Regions from separate parts of the Homo sapiens genome. Here region 2 is linked to region 1. The links are chromatin contacts, found by Hi-C or POLR2A ChIA-PET in ENCODE. All regions are on one chromosome and are shown on one strand. The core of a region is the stretch at or near the end of the contact, and the rest is flanking DNA. Distances in the headings are between cores, read along the strand shown.

Region 1 (5,996 bases), core at 3,268-5,767:
TGAAACTGTTGGGTTAAGAGGATATGTACATTTTTAAATTCAAACGACTATTACCAAATTTTGCCCCTGAAGCGTTGCAAAAACTTACTCCCACCAACAGTTTTGGAGTGACTATTTTTCTATATGTTTTGGCCACGTTCATAGTTTTTTCCCTTCTATTTATTTCATTTAAATGTATGGATTTTCTGATTATGAATATGGATGGCCATTTAAAATTTTTATTGCCAGTTTGTGTGTTTTTGTGAAACTGCCCTATTCTTTTTTTTTTTTTTTTTTTTTTTTTTTTGAGTCCTTTGGGCTGGGCGTGGTGGCTCACGCCTGTAATCCCAGCACTTTGGGAGGCCAAGGCGGGTGGATCACCTGAGGTTGGGAGTTCGAGACCAGCCTGACCAACATGGAGAAACCCCATCTCTACTAAAAATACAAAATTAGCCAGGCGCGGTGGCACATGCTTGTAATCCCAGCTACTCGGGAGGCTGAGGCAGGAGAATCACTTGAACCTGGGAGGCAGAGGTTGAGGTGAGCCGAGATCGCGCTATTGCACTCTAGCCTGGGCAACAAGAGCAAGACTCTGTCTCAAAAAATAAAAAAATAAAAAAAAAAATAAAAGAGTCCTCTGTCTTTTCTTTTTGATGTATGGAGTTTCTTTATATAATAGGAATAATAATCTTTTTATGCCTGTCAAATATATTACAAGTATTTTATGTCATTTGACTGTATATTTTATTTTAAATTTTATTATTATTATTTTTTGTGACACGGTCTCACTCTGTTGCCCAGGCTGGAGTGCAATGGCGTGATCTCGGCTCACTGCAACCTCTGCTTCCCAGGTTCAGGCGATTCTCCTGCTTCAGCCTCCCAAGTAGCTGGGATTACAGGCACGAGCCACTGGGACTGGCTAATTTTTGTATGTTTAGTAGAGACGGGGTTTCACCATGTTGGCCAGGCTAGTCTCGAAGTCCTGGCCTCAACAGAGCCGCCCGCCTCGGCCTCCCAAAGTGCTGGGATTACAGGCGTGAGCTACTGTGCCTGGCTTTGACTATATATTTTATAATGGGACACTTTTATTTACAGAAGTTAATCTTTTTGTAATCAAATCAAATCTGTCAATATGTAATTTATCTGGTATTTATTTATTTTTGTGTGGTTTGATTTAGTGAATATCAACAAGAATGAAACAGGAAAATATATTTTACGACTTACCACTGGTCTTCAAAACTTTATGTGACCGTGAGGAAGGTTCTGGGAGACAAAACAAAGCCAGCATCATTGGCAAAACCAAATCAAACCTTTTTCTTTATTCTTTATAAGAGGATTATGAGCCTATTGACAGATTAACAGAGCTCTATAACTTTTGTATCAAATTTAACAAAATCCCCATTGCTCAGAGATACACAGGAGCAAGACATTCACTCTGCTAAAATGGTAGAATAAATGTTATGCTGTGTTATCAGGAGTCACCCAACAGAAAAGCAAAATCTGACTTTTTCAGTCCTGTCAGTAGCAGAGCAGCTTCCTCAGCTTCACTAACACCTATAAGCTGATGATGTTCAATTGTACATTCTTTTTTGGAGACTGAGATTCACTCTTGTCTCCCAGGTTGGAGTGCAATGGTACGATCTCGGCTCCTTGCAACCTCTGCTTCCCAGGTTCAAGTAATTCTCCTGCCTCAGCCTCCCGAGTAGCTGGGATTACAGGTATCTGCCAACATGCCAGGCTAATTTTTGTATTTTTAGTAGAGATAGGGTTTCACCATGTTGGCCAGACAGGTCTCAAACTCCTGACCTCAGGTGATCCTCCCACCTCAGCCTCCCGAAATGCTGGGATTACAGGTGTGAGCCACCGCGCCCGGCCTTATTTGCATTTTTTGTCTCTCGCACCATGAGCTCCTTGCAAGCAGGAGTCACGTGGATTATTTATCCTTGCATTCCTAGTCCTTAGCAAAGCATAAAGTGGGTAATGAATAAAGACTGCTTCAAATAAAACCCCAAACCTGTCTGAACTAAGACAATAGTTCATGGAGTCTGGTGCAGCAAATATGAATTAAAATTTTAGCTTTGGATAATCTTTTGTGTGTGTCACTCATAGGACGTGATTTTTCATTAGCAACAGCAAATACAGCTTAAGTATCTGCATGTCAATGGTAAGATGTACAAAGCAAAATTAGTTGACTGGCATGCTTGATAGTCACTGGGAAACATTAAGTAGAAAAGAGGTTTTTTTTTTTTTAGACAGAGTCTCACTCTGTCGCCCATGCTGGAGTGCAGTGGCACGATCTTGGCTCACTGCAACCTCCGTCTCCTGGGTTCAAGCGATTCTCCTGCCTCAGCCTCCCAAGTAGCTAGGATTATAGGCGCACACCACCACGCCTGGCTAACTTTTATATTTTTACTAGAGATGTGGTTTCTCCAGTTGGCCAGGCTGGTTTCGAACTCCTGACCTCAGGTGACCCACCTGCCTCGGCCTCCCAAAGTGCTAGGATTACAGAGAAAAGAGTTTTAGATCAAAAGCTCATGAGTCCCATCTTAAGGCAGCCGCAAATGTATTCAGACCGGCAGTGAGCTGAGAAACCAGACAGAACATTCCCTTTTGTCAGACTCAAAGGGACTTTCATTGCCAGTCCCCCATTAGAATTAAATTTTTATGACAACATCTTACTTACCAGATTTTCTTCTCAGCCGATATGGAGCAGAACCTTCTTTAGAGCCGAACAGTGCTTTCGTCCCTCCCTCAGGACTGTAACAGAAGCCTGGATGATCTGTAAAGATAACCACGTGCATCAGTGGGACTGTGGTGTCAGGGGCTTCTCAGAAAATGGTTATGGCTAGTGTAGATTTATATGGATTTATTATTATTATTATTATTATTTTTGAGACAGAGTCTTGCTCTGTCACCCACGCTGAAGTGCGGTGGCATGATCTCGGCTCACTGCTGACCTCCACCTCCCAAGTTCAAGTGATTCTCCTGCCTCAGCCTCCCGAGAAGCTGAGACTACAGGCGCGTGCCACCATGCCTGACTAATTTTTGTATTTTTAGTAGAGATGGGGTTTCAACATGTTGGCCAGGCTGGTCTTGAACTCCTGACCTCAGGTTATCCACCCACCTCGGCCTCCCAAAGTGCTGGGATTACAGGTGTGAGCCACCATGCCCGGCCTATATGGATTTATTCTTTTTCATCTGACATGGATATGATCCTCCTCCCATAATTGCTGCTGTATATGTATCTCAGGGCTTTTTGTTTACATTGGGACTTCTAGGAGTCTATTAGCTGGGATGACAGGCGTGAGCCACCACACCCGGCCAAAAAAAAAAAAAAAAAATCCGAAGGCAATTTCTGCAGGTAAAATGTTGATGTCTAGAGAATACAGCCTAGCACTCCGCTGGGGAGCTCTGGGCATCATTTCTCGGGTCTGTTGGATGCGAGATGGGAGCCTCAGCTGCAGCGATGGTGGGAATGCACCTGTTTCCACTTTGCTGATGCTGCTTTTCCCCCTGGGGAGTTAACAAGTGCCAGGCTGGAGGGAAGGGAATCAACGTTTGCACTTGATTCCTCGAAGTAAGGTCTTATGAAAGGGTTAAGTAAAGTAGAAGTGTTTTCAGTACAAGTTTCCAGCAGACCTGACTGCATTTAAAGCCACTGTTTTCTCTTTTTATTCTATTTAATCTGAAAAATAACAAAGATGTGATAACTGCTGTTGAATAAGGTCTTATTTAATAGGAAGGACCTGTAACATTTATTCTCTCCTGCTTTTGTAAGCCTAGAAATATATGCACATATGTGGGGTGGTTGTGATTTTAGAAGTTTCTGCTGCATCAGGAAAACCAATACTACGAAGTGATTGCGATTCTTGCAGATAATCAACATTTTGTTAGGGATGAAGTGAGAAATGCATTGTTAAGCTCTGGTTTTTGGTGGTGGTAGAGGTTGGGGCAGGGGTAGGGGTAGAGTTGACCCTGGAGACATAACTGACATTGTTAGTTGATGCAGAAACCCCAACAGTGGCCAGCCATCAAGGGACTCAGATAAACCTGGGAGAACCAATGTAGAAACAAGTCAATGTGCTTAGAAGGGATTATACTGTCTACCCAATTTGTGAAAACAGTGAATAGAGAGATACTATTTTCTAACAATCGACATTTTCATGAACTTTAAGATAGAAAATGTGATAGATACAAACAGACAATGAAATTTCAAATTGTTTTAAGGAAATAAAACTTACGAATGGCATCCATTTCAAGGATTGCTTGCTTGGCCTGAAAGAGAGAAAGTAGAGCTGTAATTCCAATTGCTTTTTTTTTCTTTAAACTCCAAATCTCAACACAGATCTTATCCCACCTGAATAAATAGATTTTTAAAAACGTTTAAAAACTCGCTATTTATGTTAAGCATTTACACACAGTGCAGGGAATTCAAGCAGATGAGCGCCCTCAAGTGGGTAATAGCTGCTACACCATCAAGGCACCGGAGCTAAGACTGCACCCCCAATCCTGTGAAAGAGGAGGGAGGGAGGCTGGTTCCGAAGCCTGGCTGATCATCAGCACTCATTGGCCAGCTTATTAAAAATGCAGATTCTCGGCTGGGCGCGGTAGCTCACGCCTGTAATCCCAGCACTTTGGGAGGCTGAGGCGGGCAGATCACAATCACAAGGTCAGGAGTTCAAGACCAGCCTGGCCAATATGGTGAAACCCCGTCTCTACTAAAAATACAAAGATTAGCCAGGCATGGTGGCGGGTGCCTGTAATCCCAGCTAACAGGGAGGCTGAGGCAGGAGAATCGCTTGAACCCAGGAAGCGGAGGTTGCAGTGAGCCGAGATTGAGCCACTGCACTCTAGCCTGGGCGACAGAGCAAGACTCCGTCTCAAAAAAAAAAAAAAAAAAAAATGCAGATTCTTGCCACCCAACCCTGATCTACTGACTCAAAAGCTCAAGGCACGGAGCCTGGTATCTTTATCACCAGCCCTCACCATGACACTATGGCCTTGTAACTATTTTGAGTTAATTGCAAAATGGCTGCTGGAAGTTTCCTCTCATTGTTGTCTTTCCTCCTGCAGAATGCTGTGATTATCATGAGCTAAGTCTCTCTGTTTCCCCAACTCCCTGCACCTCCCATCTCTTCTGTGTGCCCCAGAATCTCCCAGAGTGAGACGGCCCTGAAGGACAATGTCTGTGATCCCAGCTCAGGCACTTCACTAGGTGGGTGCTCTCCGAGCTCAACTGGACAGTGGGATCAGGGAGCCTCTCTTTCAGAATGGTCATTAGGATTCAATGATCAGCTCAACTGGTGAGTTCCACCCACTCTCCTAGGGCAGGGGTCCCCAACCCCCGAGCCACAGACTAGTACTAGTTCGTAGCCTGTTAGGAACTGGGCCGCACAGCAGGAGGTGAGTGGTGGGCAAGCGAGAGAAGCTTCGTCTGGATTTACAGTGGCTCCTCATGGCTCGCATTACAGCCTGAGCTCTGCCTCCTATCAGATCAGTGGCAGCATTAGATACTCATAGGAGTGTGAACCCTACTGTGAATTATGCATGCGAGGGATCTAGGTTGCAGCACTCCTTGTGAGAATCTAATGCCTGATGATCTGAAGTGGAGCTGAGGCAGTGATGCTAGCACTGAGGAGCAGATTAACGTTAGCAGAGAGGTTTGACTGCACAGAGACCATAATAAATCAATTGCTTGCAGATTCATATCAAAACCCTGTCAGTGAGTGTCAAGGAGCAATTAAGCTGCATCTGGTGGCAGGCTTTATCGTGGCAAGTGAGTTGATGTACTTCAATTGTACAGCTGCATCTGGTGGCCTTAAAAGTATGTTTGAGGCCGGGCGTGGTATCTCACGCCTATGATCTCAGCACTTTGAGAGGCTGAGGCGGGCAGATCACGAGGTCAGGAGTTCAAGACCAGCCTGACCAACACGGTGAAACCGTCTCTACTAAAAATACAAAAATTAGCTGTGCGTGGTGGTGTGTGCCTGACATCCCAGCTACTCAGGAGGCTGAGG
Region 2 (6,859 bases), core at 2,834-5,333, 64 kb before region 1:
TGAGCCTCCAGCATAGCTGGGACTACACGTGCACACCACCATACCCAGCTAATTTTTAAATTTTTTTTGTAGAGACAAGGTCTCAGTATGTTTGCCCAGGCTGGTCTCGAACTCCTGGCCTGAAGTGATCCTCTGGCCTTGGCCTCGCCTAGCACTGAGATTATAGGCATGAGCCGCTGTGCCTGGCCTCATTTAAGTCTTCAACGTAAGTCTTATCTAAGGCTACATATTGATAGATTTAGTAAGCTGAAACTGGAAGCATATTTTACTGTGGTTATTTTGACTGTTTCATGAGAGAAATTGAGCATGTTTAAAACAGGGCTAATCGTTTATCTCTACTAATTTCTCTTTTAATTTATAAGATGGTCTTACTAGAAAAAGTTTCTAGGTATTCATCTGTATCTCCCAAAAGATGAGAAAAATAAAAAAAGTCAACGTGAAATATCACTTCTATGTTCAATTAGAATCTTCTAGAAACATCCTAAAAGGATATCAGAATAATAATTTAAAAAAATTTTTAATTCTTCCCCAAACAAATCCTTATTAAAAATAATGTAAATACCAATAAATAGAAATCAGCGGCATTTCTCAAGGAGCATCCTACCTGATTTTTCAAGAAGTTCAATTACAGCTTTGGCAACAGGTGAAACAAAACATTCATGGGCATCCCCTCGCACCAGCTTCCCCAGGTTTATGTCTGTTACTCTGAATCAGAAAATAAAGAAGTAGGTTAAGTCAAAGCCCAGCCAAAAAAATCACTCACGTGTAATGTACATATATTAACCCCAAATAACATCCAAGTCAATGTTTGATAGACAGAATACATAAAAATGAATTAAAGAGGACCAGGCATGGTGGCTCACGCCTGTAATCCCAGCATTTTGGGAGGCTGAGGCGGGTGGATCACATGAGGTCAGGAGCTCGAGACTAGCCTGGCCAACATGGCGAAACCTCAACTCCACTAAAAATACAAAAGGTAGCTGGGCGTGATGGCACGTGCCTGTAATCCCAGCTACTAGGGGGCTGAGGCAGGAGGATCGCTTGAACCTGGGAGGCAGAGGTTGCAGTGAGTTGAGATCATGCCACTGCACTCCAGCCTGGGCAACAGAGCGAGACTCCATCTCAAAAAAAAAAAAAAACCCATAAAAAATGAATTAAAGAGAAAGCAGGCAATAAAGGCCATTCAATAAAGGTCTTAGAAAATTCTAAGGCAGTACCTTAGGAAACTTCACCCTGGCCCTGACATTGGGTGTTCCGGTTCTGCCAATATACCAGGACACAGCCTAAAGCCATACAGGGCTTCACTTCGCAACTCCAGGGAGCTCCTTTCAATGGACCCCAATGGACTAGCATCCCTAGAGTTACACAGAAGCATGGTCCTGCAGTCCACTCAAAACCCAGAACCAATCCTATAAATCTGGAGTGACCCAGTAAGACCTGGGATTGAGGCACAGGTCACAGGTCTGATTTCAACTTGACCTCGATATTTATCTCCTTGAGAAGTCGGGGTGGGGGGCAGTGGAAAAAATGAGTGACCACACACTTCTGAAGGGTTCTGTGCCTTTCCCTGTTCAAATCTAGGACAAAACATTCCACAGCTATCTAGCCTAAACTGAGCACGTCAATCTCAGTAACAGAATGGAGACATTTAGAACCATTTTCGTAATTTCTCCTTTTACTCTCTGTTGTTTTTGTTTGGTTGGTTTTTCCTGGCTGGGCCTCAGCATGAATTCCCCTCCTTTTATGAAAGACTTGAAACTATGCCCTAGGACCTTCAAGTTCTGAAAGTTTTCTCATGGATTAGTGCTTCTTCTCCTTTTACAGTTAGTCTACGACAGGACTGGAGATTGTCGTTTTTTAAAAAAATGTTTAATTATTTACTTAAAAATAGAGACAAGGGGCCAGGCGCGGTGGCTCACTCCTGTAATCCCAGCACTTTGGGAGGCCGAGGCAGGCGGGTCACGAGGTCAGGAGATCGAGACCATCCTGGCTAACACGGTGAAACCTCGTCTCTACTAAAAGTACAAAAATTAGCCAGGTGTGGTGGTGGGCACCTGTAGTCCCAGCTACTCGGGAGGCTGAGGCAGGAGAATGGTGTGAACCCAGGAGGCAGAGCTTGCAGTGAGCCGAGATCGTGTCACTGCACTCCAGCCTGGGCAACAGAGTGAGACTCTGTCTCAAAAAAAAAAAAAAAAAATAGAGATGAGGTCTCACTATGTTGTCCAGGCTGGTCTTGACCTCCTGAGATCAAGAGATCCTCCTGCCTTGGCCTCCCAAAGTGCTAGGATTACAGGTGTGAGCCACTGTGCCCAGCCAGGACTGGAGGTGTTCATGACACCTTTTCAGCCTGTGTTTGGGTCTACTCAAGTCACAATAAAAGGCTAGAATGGAAGATTGCTGGGTGTCTCAGGAAGGTGGTAGCCTCCCCATCCAGCCCCTGCAGGGTCTACCGGATCTGGAATCTAACTTTATAAATCTGCTTACAACCTATAACCATTAACACATTGTGTTCTTTTTGGCCACAGTACAAAACACTTCCTATATTTCCATGGAGGAAAATGGGGTTTTAATCCCCAGGAAGCATGCTTATCCCCCACTGGAGACGGCCGGTATCCTTTGTTCTATGAAGCTTATGTCACTCCATGACATGAATCACAGGCCAACATTACAGCACCCAATAGTTATGATGTTCCCCTCCAAATTTCAAATAAAACCTTGTGTCATTAAGAAAAGTATTTATTTTGCTTTTCTCAACTGGCCTGGGACTAAGACAGAATATGGTACTGCTGGGGAATCAGGTTTCTAAGTTTTCTTCTCTGGTCTGGTAGAATTACCAAGGAAAAAACTATTAGAAGAATAGAGCTGGCTAAAGATTGTATAAGTCAGACCGGAATTTATTAAATGAATCTGATGGTGTAAGATCATATGGCATTGAAGCACTATAAAAGGGCTAATGTATTTTCCAAAATATGTAACTTTTGCATGCAGAATTTTAAAAGGCTACAGATGGCCAGACACGGTGGCTCACGCCTGTAATCCCAACATTTTGGGAGGCTGAGGTGAGTGGATCACAAGGTCAGGAGATAGACACCATCCTGGCCAACATGGTAAAACCCCGTCTCTACTAAAAATACAAAAATTAGCCAGGCATGGTAGCGCATGCCTGTAATCCCAGCTACTCAGGAGGCTGAGGCAGGAAAATCGCTTGAACCCAGGAGATGGAGGTTGTGGTGAGCCAAGATCACGCCACTGCACTCTAGCCTGGGCAACAGAGCGAGACTCCATCTCAAAAAAAAAAAAATCCTATAGACTCCTGAAATATTTAAAATGATTTTTTTATCCAATTACTGACACAGTTGAAATAAATAGAAGAAATTTAGAAAAATAAAAGCAGGCACAATAGAAAAAGTGATTTAGCCATAAAGGTTGATTATTTGATTTTATTTTCTTACCCATCCACATCTTTTTCTGGTTTCAAGGCATTGAGGACTTTGTTGCTAAACAAGTTCTCAGAGATCTGAAGGGCAAGGCCATGTACTCTGGTATCTTCATTGATCTTTAAGATTTCATCTATAATCTAAAGAGAAAACAAAAAAACAAAATAAAAATTAGTTTTGTGAAAATGAGACCCAACAAAGGAAGCTTTATATAAAAAGTGGATTCATGAAAATGCATCTGTTATAGTTTGTTGTTGTTTTGCTCCTTGTTGGAAACTTGGTGTAAAGCATAATAAAAAGCCTATTTTTTTCTTTTCATCATGTGTACAAGGCTCAAAAAAAAAATTAAAAGGCTTGGCTGAATTTTTTAGTGACTTCTCTGCCTTTCTATGGCTCTACTCTGTGCCAGAAAAAGACAAAACAGAACAAAACCAAAGCTCAACAGCTATTAAGGTTTAGATAGACAAAGGACACTTCTCTGTCAACAAGCATACTTTAAGCCAAACACACTGCCAGTTTTCAGGAAGGACAGGAAGCATGAATCTGAAGCATTCCAATCTGGCCCAGCTAAGCCTGTGCGTTTCAAACACAATGTGTTCAACACAGCTCACTAATCATGACGTCCAAGCAGTCACAGAGGCCCTCGGGTTATCTGGACCTCAATGACACACAAGAAGCCTTTCCAAAGGCTTATGCTAGAAAAATTCTTAGCATGCACAGCTCCTTTTATGGGAAACACTAAAATAATTCACTATTTAGGAAAAAGACCAAGCTACATTTTGGGAAGCTAATAAATGTCTGGGTGTGTCTCTAAATAAGCAATGCTTTGTCCTCTCTGTCTATTTTATGCCAGGAGATAAGATCCTGATTCATCTCACTTAACAAAAATATTTGCTCACAAGTGAGAAGATACTTATCTTTGCATATAGATCTCACTCAGAGGCTCTGGGGAAGGGTTGGTTTACCATTTTTGTTTCATTGCCTAGCAAAAATCACTACCTGTGCAGTGGCAGGGGAAACCATTTGAGGTACAAAATCAGAAAGAAAGCTTTGTTTCATTCATTTGGCATTCTTTCATTCATTCAACAAATGGTTTGAGCACTTACTCTGTATCAGTTCTAAGTAAAGGAAATACAGCTATAAACAAAACTGTCCTCGTGGATCTTATACTCTAGTGGAGGAGGGAAGTTCCTCCCTTCCAAATAATAATAATAATAAAATCACTGGAAAGAATAAATGACATGCAGAAAAATAAAGGTTCAGTGGGGTAAAAGGCTAACAGAGTGATGATGGGTGGAGGGTGGTCAGAGGCCACGATGTCCAAGCAGAGACCAGAATGAAGCGAGGAAACTATTGCCACCTGTACCAAGCATTTGGTAGAAGCAACAAATGCCAACACAAATCTTAACTAATAAATTAAGGTACCTACTCTTTTTCAATATAACACCATACAAATTCACTCTATGAGAATTTTCCCAAAGAAAAATACGGAATAAATGATTCCTTGTCAAAAAATAAGTCAAGGCAAAGGTACTAAGAACACACATTGTGGAAAGAGAGCCTCTTCAATAAATAGCACTGGGAAAACTGGATATCCACATGCAGAAGAATGAAAGTAGGCCCTCATCGCTCACTTCTATAAAAATCAACTCAAAAGGAATTAAAGACTTAAATATAAGGTCTCAAACCATAAAACTACTAGAAGAAAACACAGGGGAAATGCTTCATGACATTGGTCTGGACAAGGTTTTTTTGGATAGGACCTCAACAAAATAGGCAACGAAAGCAAAAATACATCAGTGGGATTATATCAAACTAAAAACATTCTTCATAGCAAAGCAAACAATCAACAAAGCAGAGACAACCTACAGAATGGGAGAAAATATTTGCAAAGTATGCGTCCGACAAGGGGTTAACATCCAGAATATATAAGGAACTCAAATAACTTAATAACAAAAAAACAAATAATTCAAATAAAAAATGTGCAAAAGACGTGAACAGACATCTCCCAAAGGACATACAAATGGCCTGCAGGTATATGACAAAACACTCAACATCATTAATTATCAGGGAAATGCAAATCAAAACCACAATGAGATATCAAGCTAGAATGGCTATTATCAAAAATGACAATAACAAATGCTGGCGAGGATATGTGGAAAGGGGAGCTCTTGTACACTGTTGGTGGGAATGCAGATTAATATAGCCATTAGAGAAAACAGTATGAAGATTTCTCACAAAATTAAAAAAACAACTACCATATGACCCAGCCATTCCCACCACTAGGTATATACGCATGGGAACTGAAACCGCTATGCTGAGAAGCCGTCTGCATTCCCATGTTTGTTACAGCACTATTCACAGTAGCCAAGAGATGGAACCAATCCAAATGCCCATTAATGGAGGATAAAGAAAGTGTGGTGTGTATACACAATGGAGTATCATTCAACCATAAAAAGGAATGAAATCCTGTCATTTGTGGCAACATGGATGAACCTGGAGGACATAACATGAAGTGAAATAAGCCAGGTGCAGAAAGGCAAATATCATAGGATGTCACTTACATGTGCAATCTAGGAAAGCTGATCTCATAGAAATAGAGAATAGAATGGTGGTTACCAGAGGCTGGAGAGGGATGGGGGAGGGGAAATGGGGAGAGGTTGGTCCATCAGTAGGTATAAAGTTACACTTAGATAGGAGGAATAAATTCCAGTGTTCTCTTACATAGTAGAGTGACTAAAGCTAATGACAATGTATTGTATATTTCCAGACAGCTAGAAAAGATCTTGAAAGCTATCACCACAAAGAAATGATAAACGTTCTAGGTGATGAATGTAACTAACCTGATTTGATCATTACACAACATATGCAAGTACCGAAACACCACACTGTACCCCACACACATGCACAATTATTATGTGTCAATTATAAACAACAACGACGAAAATCAAGGGCTATTAATACCAGTGTCAAGGCCAGGTGAGGTGGCTCATACCTGTAATCCCAGCGCTTTGGGAGGCCAGGGAGGGCAGATCACCTGAGGTCAGGAGTTCGAGAACGGCCTGGCTAACATGGTGAAACCCCGTCTCTACAAAAATGCAAAAATTAGCTGGGCATAATGGCGGGTGCCTGTAAACCCAGTTACTTGGGAGGCTGAGCAGGGAGAATCACTTGAACATGGGAGGTGGAAGTTGCAGTGAGAGGAGATTGCGCCATTGGACTCTAGCCTGGGTGACAGAGTGAGACTCCGTCTCAGAAAAAAAAAAAAAAAAAAAAACACCAGTGGCAAAACAACCTAAAGAAAAGCAAATTCCAGCTGGGCGCAGTGGCTCACACCTGTAATCCTAGCACTTTGGGAGGCAGAGGCAGGCCATCACCTGAGGTCAGGAGTTCAAGACCAGCCTGGTCAACATGATGAAACC

What was found. A loop is a pair of places that touch in the nucleus more often than their neighbours do. ChIA-PET counts read pairs that join two places held with the same protein, here RNA polymerase II (POLR2A). Pooled maps may share reads with other maps.
Region 2: a map of Calu3 shows a loop between it and region 1 (6-fold over the local background). The contact joins two enhancer-like sites. A Hi-C loop is called at or near these places in 16 of 168 maps with a recorded cell type or tissue (Calu3, HepG2, IMR-90 and 11 more) and 24 of 50 pooled maps. POLR2A ChIA-PET finds 5 or more read pairs at or near these places in 5 of 52 experiments (A673, AG04449, Caco-2 and 2 more).

The regions. Positions count from the first base shown.
Region 1 is chr6:150,816,441-150,822,436 of GRCh38, reverse strand. PLEKHG1 (pleckstrin homology and RhoGEF domain containing G1) reads right to left here. Exons shown (of 17, transcript NM_001029884.3): 12 at 4,221-4,254; 13 at 2,663-2,758; 14 at 1,204-1,242. Among named protein-coding and RNA genes, the nearest start is that of MTHFD1L, 46 kb to the left of the region's middle. Within about 2 kb of position 4,517, at least 2 of the 41 ENCODE cell types and tissues checked have a DNase peak (open chromatin) inside an H3K27ac peak, as active enhancers do.
Region 2 is chr6:150,879,480-150,886,338 of GRCh38, reverse strand. It overlaps MTHFD1L (methylenetetrahydrofolate dehydrogenase (NADP+ dependent) 1 like), which reads right to left. Exons shown (of 28, transcript NM_015440.5): 5 at 3,453-3,577; 6 at 605-705. Among named protein-coding and RNA genes, the nearest start is that of MTHFD1L, 17 kb to the right of the region's middle. Within about 2 kb of position 4,083, at least 20 of the 41 ENCODE cell types and tissues checked have a DNase peak (open chromatin) inside an H3K27ac peak, as active enhancers do.